Regions from separate parts of the Mus musculus genome. Here region 2 is linked to region 1. Evidence: chromatin loops called from intact Hi-C (ENCODE). Cell type or tissue: left cerebral cortex. All regions are shown on one strand. Each heading gives the region's core, and the rest is flanking DNA. Links, peaks and the distances in the headings are about the cores only.

Region 1 (7,655 bases), core at 1,647-6,646:
TTCTAGGTCACTCTAGGTTCCTGCACTGCTTGACTTCCTGACTTCCTCCAGTGATGAACTATGATCTGGAATCGTAAGCTGCTGAATAAACCCTTACCTCCCCCCCCCAAAAAAAAAAAAGAAAGCAGGGGAGACTCATCCGAGTGCTCCAGCTCTGTCCTTCCCCAGGGGAACGTGACCTAGGACTGGAGAACTGGGAGTGCTGGTGGGATCCCTCACAGAGCTCCCTTGTTTGGTTAGTGGTAGCAGCCAATGACCTCAAGTGGCAGACAGCGGGTATGTTCCGGCCTTTTGTGGAAGTGACCATGGTTGGCCCACACCAAAGTGATAAGAAGAGGAAGTTCACAACCAAGTCTAAAAGTAACAACTGGACTCCCAAGTACAACGAGACGTTTCACTTGTAAGTTACAGAGTAGGAAACCTATAGAGCTCTGGAATTGGGGAGTGCTGGGTGGTAAGGCTGAAGAAACTGGAAGTAGACCAACTGGTTAGATGTCAAATTTGGATAAATTCAGCAGAAAATGTTCATTTCTGGCTTTTTATTCTGTACCCTGTGCTTATAGCCTCCTGGGAAATGAAGAGGGTCCAGAGGCCTATGAATTGCAGATCTGTGTGAAGGATTACTGCTTTGCCCGGGAGGATCGTGTGATAGGACTGGCAGTGATGCCCCTGAGGGATGTGGCAGCTAAGGGCAGCTGTGCCTGCTGGTGCCCACTGGGCCGGAAGATCCATATGGATGAGACAGGCATGACCATTCTCCGGATTCTGTCTCAGAGGAGCAATGACGAGGTAGCCCGAGAGTTCGTGAAGCTCAAATCAGAGTCTCGATCCACAGAGGAAGGGAGCTGACCATCTCTACCATCTCTGCCTTGTGTGCCATCCAGACAGCACCTACTGCCCAGATCAGTCAGGGAGAGTTAGCTGTGTAGCTAGCTTAGAGTCCTTGTAGTCAAATGGCTGACTCTCCCAGTTAGGATGTCTAAGGAGAAAATTGGGGCAGTAAGACTATGGCTTTTCAGAGAAACGTGCTGAATCCCCAACAAGTAGTCTGTGGTGCTAGAAGCTGGGCTGTGGACGCTACTTCATGGAGAGGTTTTTCCATAAATAGAGAGGGACAGACATTTCCAAGGATGTCAGCTCTTCTTGGTAGACAACTGTCCATTCCACTTCCCACTTCCACCCTTCTCTAAACCACACTTTGTCCAGGTAGGCACTTATGTGCTCCTCATTAGAACATGTTTAGAATGCCTGGAGCTTGTACCTGGCTGACTCCATGATCCACAGTGACGACTGGCCAGAGCAGGAACACACAGAGTGGAATTCACTGTCACTTGAGCAGCAGGACTGGTTTGTCTGGCTTCAGTGAGAACAAGGCTTGGAAACTGAACAAGATACCTTCTGCAGAGGCACTGAGCTAATTCCTTTGCTCAGAATGGCTGTCATAAGTCAAAGCAGGTTCACATGGTGCTTTGGAGCCCTTAGCAGAATATTTCTTTGGAATCCAGGCACCAGGGGTCTTATCTGCCCAGAGTACTGCCAGCTTCCTACTCCTGTAAGCAGGGAGTGATGCTTAGAACACACACACACACACACACACACACACACACACACACAATCTTATATGTATAGACTTGAAGGCCAACTAAGGATCCAAAGATATTTTCTTGAGTAGTCCCTGAACAAAGCCAAAAATAATGGAAAATGGTCTAGAAAGAATTGTTCTCACCTATGGTCACAACCTTCCGGCTGTCGTCCTTGCAGAAAACATCTAGTCTTTGGCCTTCCTCTTTTCTTTGTGATCAGCTGCTGTTCCCCACGGATTGGCCAAGCATAAAGGAGGAGCTTGGACTATGATTCCTCTGTATGCATTGGATGGAGGGGACCTGAGGGCTTGCTGGAAGGTCAGAAACAAACCCTTTCAGCAGGTCAGATGAGCTTCCTGGACCCTTGCTCAGAAACGTGACTTGATCTTTGGATTTCCTGATAGTAGCCTGAAATTGCTAAGGACTCTACATTGTCCACAATGCGCCAGTCAACACACGAAACAAACCAAGCATCTTTGCTGTTTTTAATTATTATATGTGCCATTATTATGGGAAATTATAGGGTAGACTTTAATAAATTATCTTATAGCAGCTTTTGGAGTCTGGAATTCTGTGAATATGTGAAAACTATAAAAATGTCATGTTTAATCATAGCTTTTAGACTAATAACCCCTGGTTACACACCCTATCCCAACTCCAGTTATTGGCTAATGGTGGAACCTAAGTGTCCTGAATGACTACGGAACCCACAGTCACTAGGCTGAGACAACCAGTCTCATAAACAGTCTTGTTACCTAGAACATCAGCTTCCTACATAAGATGTAGAAGAGAAGGAGCTGACATGTGCCACAGAGAAGTAGTCCACGCTTCCTCCATCTAGGATCACTGAGGTGGATCACAGCCTGGGCTGTGAACGTGCATCTGCAGAGGAGAGATGCAGGACATAGAGTAGGGCTAAGGCTGCTATGGCAGCCCAGGTTAGGCTTTGCGTCCCAGTTCTTTTCAAGGCAGATGAGCTGTGGTAGTAAAACTAGGAAGGTAGAGAAAGGAAGGTTAAAATGAGGCCTCACAGAATCAGAAAAGACTTGACACAGAAAATACAGACCTCACATCTTTCTTCCTACCGTAGCCAGCACCTGCAACAGGAAACTGGATCCATTTCCATTGCTTCCTAAACAGATCCTTTCTAGTCAGTTGCCAAGTCATTTTAAAGCTGCTTCCTCCTCCCCCTCCCCTCCTAATTGTCCCCAGGGGCTGGGTTGGGTGGCTCACACTTTAAGACCAGCAGTTGGGAGACAAGCATTTGGATCTCTGTGAATCTGAGCCAGCTTGGTCCACATAGCAGTTCCAGGCTCCAGCTAAGAAAATGGAATGTCCCTGTGAACCTACTCTCTATTTTCTAGTCCACTAGTCTAGTTAAGGGGCTTGACTGGGTTCATTTTCTCTGCCAGTTAAAGAACTACAAGGCAGAGGGAGAAAAATCTCGACCATGACAGGTAGCTGTAGAGAAATTGCAAAAGGGCAGATTCAGCAGTCAGAAGAAAGCTTTTTATTAAAAGTGAGAAAATATTCCCATTCAGCAGGGACACAGAGAAAGACCCTCCTGCAAAGCAGAAGTCCAGCTTCTTGATGGCTAGGAACTTGTAAAGTGTGAAGGGGCTTCCTCTCCTAATTTGGGGTTGGTTGGCCCATAACTGTTGTGTAAATATGTCCTGATCTGGCCTTGAGCTTGCTGAGGCACTCCATCAGCAGGGGCTCCACTGACAGGAGGAGGTAAAAAAAAATCCCACAAGACAATATTATTATTATTATTATTATTATTATTATTATTATTATTATTATTATTATTTATTTCCAGACCTTTGTCTCAGGTCAAGAGGGTGAAGAAGCAGCCAGGCATCTTGGAAGTTCACAGTCTTTATTACTTAGTCATGGCCCCTCTCATATATTTGCCTATCAGGAACTCTAACTCCTAGTTCCTCGTAGTATTTTTTATTTCCCCTCCTCTGCATCACTGATAAACCCCAGCCTTTGTTCCTGCTCCCTCTCTCTTTTTAAAAAGTACTTTAAAGTTTTATTTACATTTATGTGAGTGTTTTGCCTGCATGTATGCATGCACCACCTGGGTGCCTGGTACCCACAGAGGTCAAAAGAAGGCATCTGATCCTGGCACTGGAGTTGTGGATGGTTGTGAAACACCATATGGATGTTCTCTGCAAGAACAAGTGCTTTTAACCACTAAGCCATCTCTCTGGGTCCGTCCTCTTTCCTCTTCAGTTAAAAGCCACTTGGTCTTGCGAAGATTATATGCCCCAGTACAGGGGAATGCCAGGGCCAGGAAGGGGGTGTGGGTGGGTTGGGGAGCAGGGCAAGGGGGTGGGGTTGGTATTGGGGACTTAGGGGATATCATTTGAAATGTAAATGAAGAAAATCTAATTTAAAAAAAAAAAGCTACTCAGTGGTCACAGTGGCTTCTAAGCTAAAACTTAAACCCCTCCAGGAGTGCCCTCCACATACCCATCACACATACCCATACACACAATTCCGCAGCTGAATTTGCCCTCAGTGCCATTTTACATTCTTGTGTCCATTCTTGTTAATTTCCAGTCACCCCTTCCACACTACCTTTCAGTCTGTCACCTCTGGGAAGCCATCTGGACCCCACCAACTCTGGGCAGCACGCCCCTTTGTTATTCTCCCCTCATTAGCATGCAGTTAGCCCCTGGAAGGATCTGAGGATTTCATCTCAGGACTTGGCCATCTCAGGGATTTAGGACTCAACTACTTCAAAGCCAGACTTTCCAGCTTCAGTATCTGCAGAAAGGGGCGTGGCGGGAGACGAGCTCGCGGCAGCGCGTGGGCGGGCGGGTCCAGCTCTGGGCGGAAGCTGTGGTTCTGTGGCACAAGCGCAGAAAGGTGCGTTAAGATGGAGGTTGCTGGAGTAGGAGGCTGTGAGGCGACGGTAAGTAGGGGGCGCCCGAGGAGAAGTTACGGTTTTCTTTCTGACAGCATTGCTTGGAGACCTTATGTTACTTGAACTACCGAGTGGTTATTCATCCTCCTACTTCTTTGAGAATTATTGTAATACTCACCAAGAGAACTCTGTCAGTACTCCTCAGATATACAGGTTTCCCTGGCACTCCCTGAGATGTCTATCCAGACATTTCCAAAGAGTCTTTATCCTCCCCCAGGTTGCTCCCACAGGGCACACATTTGTCCATTTATTCCGTAAAGCAGGTTAACCCTAAGTCTCCCAGCTGTGTCATATCCCTGGTAGCTAAGGAAATTTGCTCATTTCCCCAAGACTCTTAATATTCCTGGGCATTTGCTATCATTCTTTTCCTTTTAATGCCTACTTGGCAGGAAAAATTAAACTCTCTACCACGAACTTTCTAATGTGAATAAGTAGGTGTCTATCTATCTGAGGAACTGCCAAGGTAGACATTCTTTCTTTGCTTCGAAACAGGGTCTTGATGGATAGCCCTAACTGGCTTAAAACTCACTGCATAGACCAGACTGCCCTAGAACTTGTACTGATCCTCCTGCCTCTGCCTCCCTGCTGCTACGATCACAAGTATAAATTGTACTTGGTGTCCTTGAAGGCCATCAGATCCCTTGGGACCGTAGTTAGAGACAGATAGGAGCTGCCATGTGGATGCTGGGACCCCAATGCCACTGAGAGAGCAGTCTCTCTCCAGCCAGCCCCTTGATACAGTTTTAAACAAAAGAAAAGTAGGAAAATTTTCAGGTTAGAAGGTCTGAACTAGTGGATTTTTAAAGGATAGAATTACTCCCTTTAGCATGTTTTGACTGACCCCTGCATGGTCTTTCCAGACCCAAGAGCAAAAAGACAAAGCTGAAAAAGCAACATAAAATGGCAAAGATGTATTGAAGCTGGAATCAGAAGATATAAATGTGGGTCTCAGCTCTGATACATGCTGTTCACGAGTCTGGTCTTTAGTGTAACAGTTTGCTGGATTGTTATTTGGAGTGGTAATTCCTTCCATATCTAACTCAGACGGGTGAAGTGGACTCATATACATAAAAGAACTTTGAAAATATACATTTTCTCTATGTGAATAAAGAAGTATTATGCAGGAGCCTCTATGTTCTGAAAAAGTAACTTTTTTTTGTTTTTTGGTTTTTAGACAGGGTTTCTCTGTATAGCCAACTCAGAAATCTGCCTGCCTCTGCCTCCCTAGTGCTGGGACTAAAGGGGTGTGCCACCACGCCTGGCCTGAAAAAGTAACTTTTAAGGAATTTGTTTTGCTTAGTCCCAAGTTCAAGGAAAGTATATTTGTTGAGCAATTACTGTATATGTCAGGTATTCATCTAGGTCCAGGCCCTAGCATTGGATAAGAGACAACTCATAAATTTAGGGGTGGTCATCAGCATATTAATTACTTAAGTATCTAATGCAGACTCAACAGCATATTGAAGCAGTAGGAAGAATCTAAATTTAGAGTTACCTCTGCTGCTGTATAACTATGAAAAAGACTCTTCTATGTCAACCTGAATATCAGCATCGGTGTAAGAAAGAGTTAAGGTGACCTCAGATGTTCTTTTCAGTTGAACTTACCTAACGTAATGAGTTTATAGCCTTCCAAGAATGGCCATATTGAAAAAGCTGAACAGTCTGACTGTAAGAACAAGTAAGTACTAAAGTCACGCTAGGTTCAGCACAGCAGTAGTAAACAATAGAGTTGCCCTGTTTGATATAGAATGCTCAGAGACTTCACTGAAGATTAGGAAGTATGGAGACTTTGGAGTAGAAAAAAGGGCGTGGGCCCTTGCAGGTACTGGAACCTGAATGGAACTTCAAAGGAGCAAAGCATTTGTTTCTTATTATCCTCTTTAAGAAGATTTTCACATTTTAATTATGTGTATTGGTCTGTGTTTGGGTATGTGCACTTGAGTGCTAGTGCCTACTGAAGCCAGAGCTGGAGTTACATGCTGTTGGAAACTGCCTGATGTAGGTGCTGGGAAGCAAACTGCGGTCCTCTGCAAGAGCAGCACGTACTCTTAACCACTGAGCTGGTTCTTCAGACTCCATAGATTATTTTTCTAATGTAGCAGTCAGAGTCTTGGCAGAAAGATAGTTGATATGGTCACAAAGATTTGACTTAAAGGCCTGGTCAGCAATAAAAGAACTGTGAAGGAGTAAAGACAAGGGAGAGCAGCAGCAGTGAGTGGCGCCCCTAAGGCTGAAGGGGTAAAAGCAAGGGACTGTTCATACAGAGTCAAGCTAGGGCTAAGGCTCTGGGACAAGGGCCTTCCAGACCAGAGCTATGGTCTTAACTACTGCAGGGGCTGGAGAGATGGCTCAGCGGTTAAGAGCACTGACTGCTCTTCCCAAGGTCCTTAGTTCAATTCCCAGCAACCACATGGTGGCTCACAACCATCTGTAATGGGATCTCATGCCCCCTTCTGGTGTGTCTGAAGACAGCTACAGTGTACTCATATAAATAAAATAATTAAATCTTTAAAAAAGAAGGAAAGCAAGCAAGCAAGCAAGCTACTTCAGGAACTTGAACAAGGTGCAGAGAAATAAATGCCCTAATGTTTTCCATGTGCTCCAGTTGCCAGCTAGTACTCTTCATTGGTAAGCCCTAACAAGCAGTCTAGAGTCAAGACAGTATGGGGGATATAGTCCATAGAAGTCAGCTTCCCAGACCAGGGCAGGAGAGTTGGGGGAATGGGAGAGAAAACAGCAAACTTTTTCTCAGGGAACAAATAACCATCATGGATGCTTTCCAAATATTGTAGTGTTCCCTGTGTTGAAGTACTTTAAGATTCAATCTCAGCTCTCTGAGGATGCCGGTGCCTTTGTTGAAGGATGAGTGTGAAGATTCTGTGCTGTGGAATATGAAAGTACCCAGCATGTAGCCTGCATCCACCCTGGATGCCCACTTCATATTAGGACCTTTCTTACATGCCAGAGTTGCTCCTTGGCTAAAATACCTTCTCTAGCCAAGGTCTCAAAGTATAAATGCACTGACTGAATGAAGGGAAAGAGAACCTCAATTCCCAGGGGCCTGTTGCCCATTATAATGACTTCAGCTTTTAATGGGAGAAAGCTAAAAAGTCATTGAAAAGCTCTACAGGATCCTT
Region 2 (7,655 bases), core at 1,506-6,505, 140 kb after region 1:
ATGAAACCAGTTACGAACAGTAAGTATCCCTGTCAGCTAGGAGCAGCTACACTCTGCCAGACGACCTTGGGGCGTTGGCTAGGCTACCCTTCCCTTTGTAAAAGCAGACTCCCGAGGTCATGGCCAGGTGTGCTCAGACATCTGGCAGCTTGTTTATTCTCCTTTTAACTTAGTCACCCCAGTCAACGACAGCTACGGTTCTTAAATCAGCAAATTCTTTGAGCTTGTCTCATATATTTCCTATAGGAAAGTCGGCACCTTCATCTAATCTCACAGAACAGGAACACAGAACCTCACAGCCAGGGAAGGTGGTTCTTTTATAAACAGTTGATTTAGGAGCCACGAAGAAAGATGACTTGTTTTGAATAGTTTTGTATGTGTTTGTGTGTGTACATATGTGGAAGAATGCACGCGTGCATATGCACGTAGAGGCCAGAGATCCGTCTCGGGTGTGTTCCTCAGTCACAGCAAGGTAAAGACCTTATTGTTCTGAGGCTGGGTTTCTACTGAACATGGGAGCTAGACTGTCCAGCAAGCCCCAGGGGTCCTCCTTGTTCCCTGGCTCAGGAATTGCAGACCATCAAGCTTGGCCTCGCACATACATGTGCAGATCTGAATCTGGGCTCTCAGACTCACATGTCACTGACTGGGGGTCTTTCTGCCAGCTAACCATTTCTTTCATGATTCATATTCCTTTTTGTTTTTTGTTTTGTTTTGTTTGTTTTGTTTAGAGACAGGGTTTCTCTGTGTAGCCCTGGCTGTCCTGGAACTCACACTGTAGACCAGGCTGGCCTCGAACTCAGAAATTTGCCTGCCTCTGCCTCCCAAGTGCTGGGATTAAAGGCGTGCACCACCGCTGCCCGGCACGATTCGTATACTAACAAACCATGTTCAGTCCTAACTTTGCCTTTAACCAGATGTTTCTGGATTTTTCCCTATGAGGAGCATAATCCCTCCGAGTTGTAGTCAGAGTCCCCACAATCGGGAAAGAAGGTTGTCAAACATGGAGGTTTAGCGTCCCATCTTCAGCCAGGAGCAGATCAGTTTGGTGCATTAAGGCTGGAAAAAAAATGTTGAAACCCTCGTTCTGACACTGGTATCACTTCCCCAATCATGGTGCTGCCCTGGCCACCCCAGAGCCGTATTGGCAATGATCTTAATAAAACTATGAGACCCTTAGCTTAGATAACGATTCCAGAGTACCCCCACAGTACCTTGTACAGAATAGGAGTCATGTAGATGCCCACAGTGTGACCTTGGAGATGGCTTGCTTGGTAGAGTACTAACCCTGTGAACATGAGTCGCTGAGTTCAAACCCTTAGCACCTGTGTAAAGGCTGAACCCAGTGGCGTGCCTGTAACCCCGAAAGTAGAGGAGGCAGAGACAGGCAGGTCACTGTGACTTGCTGACTAGCTAATTTTGCTCGACTTGGTGACATGTGAGCGTGCACCCACCAAACCCTGCACACAAACACACATGCATACAGCATTCATACAGAGACTGTAAGGTCTTGGGATAGCCAGCAGGTTGGTTCTATAGGTAAGGGTGCTTGCCACCAAGACTGACAACCTGGGTTTAATTCTTGGAGTCCACACAAGGGTAGAGGAGAACTGACTCCTTGAAAGCTGTCCTCCGGCCTCCATTTGTGCGCATGGCGGCGCATGCGTGCCCACACACCCCCCAAATGTAAAAGAAAAATGCTTCTAGATCAGGAAAATACAGTTTATCATAACTTATTTTGATTTGTCTTAATGTGAGCATTTGCTATTAGATCAGTCATACAGTTTGAGGTGACATGGCCAAATGCAGGTTATTGCTGAATGGAATAACATAAACAGAAGTCCTCCCTTATTTCCAGATAAGTTCCTTGAGGTGAAAGGTCAGCAGAGTGACCTTATTGGGAAAGGTCAGGGACAAAGGTATACTGAGACGACACACAGTCCTCACTTCTGTCCCTCTTTGAAACAGGGTCCTGCAATGTAATCCAGACTGACCACAAACTCGCAGCGAAAGCAGATGCCCCTCAGCTTCCCAGACGCTAGGGTCACAGACGCTGGGGTCACTACACCTGGCTCCTTGGGCACCAGGCATGCAGTAGGGCTGGGTAGTAAGTAACAGCATGATCTGTGGTGTGCTAAACTAAAGGAATCATGGAGTGTGTGTCGCTAGCTCTGCAGGCTCGGGGTCGTCTGCCTCACAGATATTTTCGGGACAAAGACCCTGGGCCCAAAGTTCTCATGGGAATCAAGTAGTGAGTACTCCATGCTCTTGATCACAAATGGCACTGCTTAACCTACAGCAAGCCCCAGAAGTAGTCTCTATCAGCTCCAGAAAAGGCCAGCGCCCCACACCTACCGTTTCAGCCATGCTGAGAGGGCTGCTACTGGCTGCTCAGGGTTGTAAGCTCCTCCCTTTTCCGGCTTCTCTTCTTCATTGTTTGCTTCTTTGTAGGACCAGGGGCTGTTGATCCTCAAGCGAGTCAAGGTTAGACCTCTGTAATTCAGCTCAGGTCAGCATGAAGTCAGGAAACACACAGGTCTCAGGAGCGCGGGGAAGATGCAAGAACGGAAGTAGATGAATGTGAAGGCGTGCACCTGGAACCCCAGCGCTGCCTCTCAAGGCTTCTTGAGACCTGAAATCCAGAGTCTTCCCGGTAGAGTGGAGATAGCATAGTCAGCCACCATACCATGGGTTCTACGGCCCACAGATTCAACCAACCATGGAGGAGAAATATTCAGGGGAGGAGAGCTTGCCTGGGACACATAAAGCCCTCAGTTCAATTGGAAATTTAGTTGGGGGAGTAAAGGAAACAGTTCAGAGCAAAACCAAATAAATGCGCATGACTCATTGGGAACCACAGCGCTCACCAGGAAGGTGGCTGGTTGGCTGGTTGGTTTTGTTTTGTTTTGTGGAGTTTTTGAGACAGGGTCTCTCTATGTAGTTCTGGCCACCCTAGAGTTCTCTATGTAGACCAGGCTGGCCTTCGACTCACAGACATCTGCTTGCCTCTACCTCCCAAGTGCTGGGATTAGAGGCATGTGCTGCCATGGTTGTCCTGAAAGCTGCTGTTTTGGAGGGTGGCATCAGTGAGCAGCGACAGATTCCACTTACACACCTGGCTCGTGTGTGGTCTGCTACTGCGCGGTTATCCTCACAGAATGGCCCAGAACTCGAGAGAGGAAGAGGCAGGTAGTTCAGAAGGTCCACAGTTGAAGCGAAGGCTCTAAGAACCCAGTCCCTTTCCTTTGCCTGCCTTCCTGTGGGAGAAGGAACTTTCCAGACTCTCTGCCTGGTTAAAGGGAATCGACTCCCTTACAACCCTGGTCGAACCCAAGTCCGCAAGAACCAAAAACTGATGTGACAGGCTCAGCTCCGCTTAAACTGTTAGACCCTCTGAAGAGCCGGGAGACCAGCTGAACCCTGGGTTAGGGAGGTGGCCTGCAGCCACCCAGACTTGGAGCATCAGAGCCACCTGCTCAGAGAAGCCCCCTGTGGCCCAGGGGCTTCCTTCAGAAGCCTACGCAGAGGGACCCTGGAAACCCAGCACTGAGATTGGGCCTTGTGAAAAATGCCGGTGTTGTTTAGCTGGTGGAATGCTGATCTGTCGCTGGGAATATTGTTTTGTTTAGTGTAGCCTCTGGGTGGGGCTTCCAAAATCTCCTTCCAGGATGACCCTCCACCCTAACCCAGCTGGAAACCTAACTAAAGAAAAAGCTGGGAAACACGCAGTCATTCACTGCCTGAGTGGGAGGAGTGTGTGTGGGGGGGTGCTTCTAGCCAAGGTCGGAAAGGAGCGGCCTGAGAAGGGAAGGAAGGAAGGAAGGAAGCGCCCAGGCTCTGCCCAGACTTCTTCCAACACTCAGGACCCAGGAGAAGCTAGGCTCGGCTCTCCCTGGGTTTTTATGCTGCTGTCTGGAAAGTCTCCGTCTTCCAGCACCTACTGCCCCCTGTGGCTGACTTCTCTCTCTACGCCCCTCCCCCAGACTAACAGGCCGAAGGGACCGACCTGGAACTGAGTGGCTGCACTGTGGGCTTGCCTGCTCCTTTCCCTCCCCATCCCTCCCCTTAGTAGCAACGTCACCGCAGCCCAGCCGCCGTGGCAGCAGCAGCAGCAAGAAGACAGGCTGAGATTGCGCAGCCTCCCTGCATTAGCTCGGGATGCCATTGTACTAACAGAAATCAGATCTCAGGGTATCAGCCCGGTCCCCCTTGTGCGATCTCGAGGACCAGTGATTCAGCTGCCATTGTCGAGGTAGGGCGCGACGGGCGTGCAAAAGGAACGGGAGCCACCAGGTCCAGCTCGAGGCTCCTTGCAGAGGAATGGCTCTGGGGTGGGGGGTGGGAGGTCACTGCTGGCAGAGGCCGGATCAGCATCAGCATCTGGGCTCTGGCTTCTGAAGGGTGGCTTTGTCTTTCGGAAAGGGAGAGTGACAGCAAGCGGAGACAAACTCATCTCTGCATGCATGCATGGGCCGGGCAAGAAAGAGGCTTGGGCTGATGCTATCTATCTGTGCTGTTTGGTCAAGAAACAAGATCCTTTTCTCTTCCTTCCTTCCTTCCTTCCTTCCTTCCTTCCTTCCTTCCTTCCTTCCTTTCTTTCTTTCTATCTGGGTATTTCTAATGAAGCTGCTGTAGCTGCAGCTTTCAAATCTGGACACAAAGGCTGAATGGGTGGAGACCCTTCTACAGCTCGTGGAAGTTTATGCTGAAAACCATGCAGGAATCTATGCATTCTTATCCAGAAGGTTGGGTGGCTTTTCCTCCCCACACATGCATACTTGTATGCACACAGACATATCCATTGTAGAAGCTGCCAGGCTCTGGGATTGGTTGCAGTAAGAATGAATGCAAATGCCCTACAGCGTATGGAGAGAGGGATGCTGAAGGCACCTGACCTCTTATGTTATACTCAGCCCTGCTCTACAGAGCAGCTTCCTAGCAGGAAGGGACCAAAGCACAAGCTAAACCAATGCCCCCTGATCCACCATACCGCCCTCTTCCCTTCGTCCTGCCCTAGAGAAGACTGTCAGCCCCACAGAGGCTCTCCGAAGGACCTCAGGTCAAGGTCAGATCACTAAAGTATAACAATGAATGCCTTTGCCTCCCTCCCTGCTAGCTCTGAAGAAACCAGAAAAGCAGCAACTAGGTACTGTGACCAACAGAGGGATGCTGTTGGGTGAACAAAGACAGGAAGCGGCCTTCTGGAGTTGTCTTGCCCGTAGGCAGACAGATCCTTAGCCCTGTTTCCACCATTCACCCGGTAGTCAACTTGGAGATTAGACGGGAGTTTTACAATGTGTGACTGGGCATTTCGGGAGTGTCCTGAGAGTAGGTTAGTTCCCAGCAAGCCAAGAACTGTGAACAGCACAGTGGAGCAAGGGGGAAGTGTCGTGAGAACCATGAATGGGCCAGGATGAGGCAGAAGCCTGAGAACTGGGGCCTGAAGGGCAGGAAACAGGATTGACCAATGTGAGAACATGGGACGAAAGGGGCCGCAGGTTCAGACTAGTTGATAGAGCTTATATAAGTGGTCACGGCAGTGGGCACCATGGAATAGTAGGAAACAGCTGTGTGAGGGTGATGGCCGGACTTGAGGGAGAGGACTGGCCTCAAGCCCTTGAGAATGAGTGGTAGTAGACACCCTCGAGAGGGGACGTGCCCAGGCTTGGAGCCATTTCAGCTGTGATTGGGAGTGAGCTACCCATAACCTGCAGCTTGGTTTCCTCGTGTGTTAAACGTGTGTGATGACACACACACCTCTAATCTCAGTACTCAGGAGGCAGAGGCGGGCAGATCTCTGAGTTCAAGGCCGGCCTCAGCTACAGAGCCAGTTCTAGGTCAGCCAGGGCTATACAGAGAGACCCTGTCTCAAAAATATAAGCAAGCAAGCCCACGCAGTGAAAATGCCTGTGACTATATGGGGATGTTTAGATGGAATTGGAGATTCCCTGCATCTGTGCACCTAGATGTCACATCTTCCTGCTGGCTGAGCCACTACTCTACCTACAGAGTTAGATTTAGGTAGGAGGCTCGTCTTCGTTTATGGGAGTTTCCTCCTCCTCTCTTCATTTAATTAGGAACAACACGTGTGAACTGAGTTCATTCATCTCAGAGTGCTCTTCACCCATGGCCACAGTGTTACATTCACTCCCAGGGAAGAAGTCTTAGATGCACTCTCGCTTGTTTTCTGCAGTGTTTGAGGCAAAGTCAAATGGCTTATTACATCATTCCTCTTTGTGTTGTTTGAGTCAGACTCAGTAGCCCAGGTTAGTTTGAACCGACTGTAGCTCAGACTGGCCTTGAACTCCTAACCTTTCTCCCTACCCTACAGATGCTGGGGTTATAGGGGTCACCTCCCTAGCTCCCATTTCATTCCTTTTTTTTTTAATGTTCAAAAATTAGGGCTCCTAATTTTTATTATTAATTCTATTGTTTGCTCACTTATTTGTAAAACTCTGGCCCTGAGCTGTGTCTCCAGGTCCCTTTATAAAAAAAAAAAATGTATGTGACTGTTTTGCCTGGATATATCTATGAACCCTAGAGGGAAATCTAATATTGTATTTAAAGAGAATCCCCCTACTTAAAGAAAACTATTATTTATGTACATGGTATGTATTATCTATAGATGAAACAGAAAAAAAATGAAAATCATCCAGAATTGCTCAACAGAGATCTGCACTATGAATATTTTGTTGTATTTCCCATGCATATAAACATAAAAATTAATAAAAATAACTTAGAAAAAGATCATATATATACAGTTCATCTTCTATTTCCTCTTTAAGTCAGTGCTCAGATTACCATATTGACATTGTTTTGAGCCACAGTCTCACTGTACACCCAATCTGGCTATGAATCCTGGGTTGGGGAAACTCTTCTGCCTCAGCCTTCTAAGTAGCTGGGACCACAGGACCTCACCACACTCAGCTAGTAGCATAGGGTTGCTTATATATCACACACACACACACACACAGTGCACACATGCACACACCACGTGCGCATGCACACATTTTTGGGGGTGGGCAGGGTTTCAAAAGGCACCACACCTAACTGTATATTTTTCAATTAGTGGATCCTTGTTGGAATTTTAGAGTCTTGTCACCCTTGTTACCTTCATAGCGTGTAGTCTGTTTGTGGGTATGTGGGGGTGTGTATTACACACACTGTGTTGTAGGTATGTGGGGGGGTGTATTACACACGTGCACACATATATGAGACCCAATATTTTTGTAAAGGAGATACGCGGAAGTAAGGGGGAATTGTCTTGTTTTCTCTTATATCAAAGCATCCTAAAAAATCCCATCCATTGATCTTGTTCCTCAAAACGTCACTAAGCCATTGTTCCCCATTCCCCATTTTGTTCTTACTTTATTTCTGCAAATGCCCACCCTCTCTATCCCCCTCCCACCCACCCCACTCCAGCCCTCCCCCCACCCCCCACAGCAGGCTTTCTGTCTCACTCCTCTTCCCAGAACCATAATCTTTTGTGGGTTTTGTTTTTGTTTTTTGAGACAAGATCTCTCTATGTAGCCTTGGCTAGCCTGGTATAGCTTTATTCTCAATACAGTTCATAAACCAGTCTGTTCACTGTAACAATCGCAGTGTCTAATAGCAGTGCATTTTTATCACCCCGCAAAGGTCCTCGTTAACCATTA

What was found. A loop is a pair of places that touch in the nucleus more often than their neighbours do. Peaks named below come from ENCODE experiments on the same cell type or tissue, not always from the same donor. Only the 100,000 strongest peaks of a DNase experiment are listed, where the experiment ranks them.
Region 2: it touches region 1 in a loop (4-fold over the local background); 6 of 42 quality-filtered maps call a loop at or near these places.

Annotation. Positions count from the first base shown.
Region 1 is chr4:43,262,737-43,270,391 of GRCm38, forward strand. Unc13b (unc-13 homolog B) reads left to right here. Exons shown (of 40, transcript NM_001384106.1): 39 at 241-400; 40 at 564-2,137. The coding sequence ends at 849. It overlaps Atp8b5 (ATPase, class I, type 8B, member 5), which reads left to right and starts at 4,423. Exons shown (of 29, transcript NM_177195.3): 1 at 4,423-4,506. In left cerebral cortex, for the core only: a CTCF peak has its summit at 4,513; a DNase peak (open chromatin) is centred at 4,476; H3K4me3 peaks cover 729 bases.
Region 2 is chr4:43,402,429-43,410,083 of GRCm38, forward strand. It overlaps Rusc2 (RUN and SH3 domain containing 2), which reads left to right and starts at 4,074. Exons shown (of 12, transcript NM_199057.3): 1 at 4,074-4,252. In left cerebral cortex, for the core only: a CTCF peak has its summit at 3,943; DNase peaks (open chromatin) are centred at 4,047 and 4,828; H3K4me3 peaks cover 2,262 bases; H3K27ac peaks cover 3,805 bases.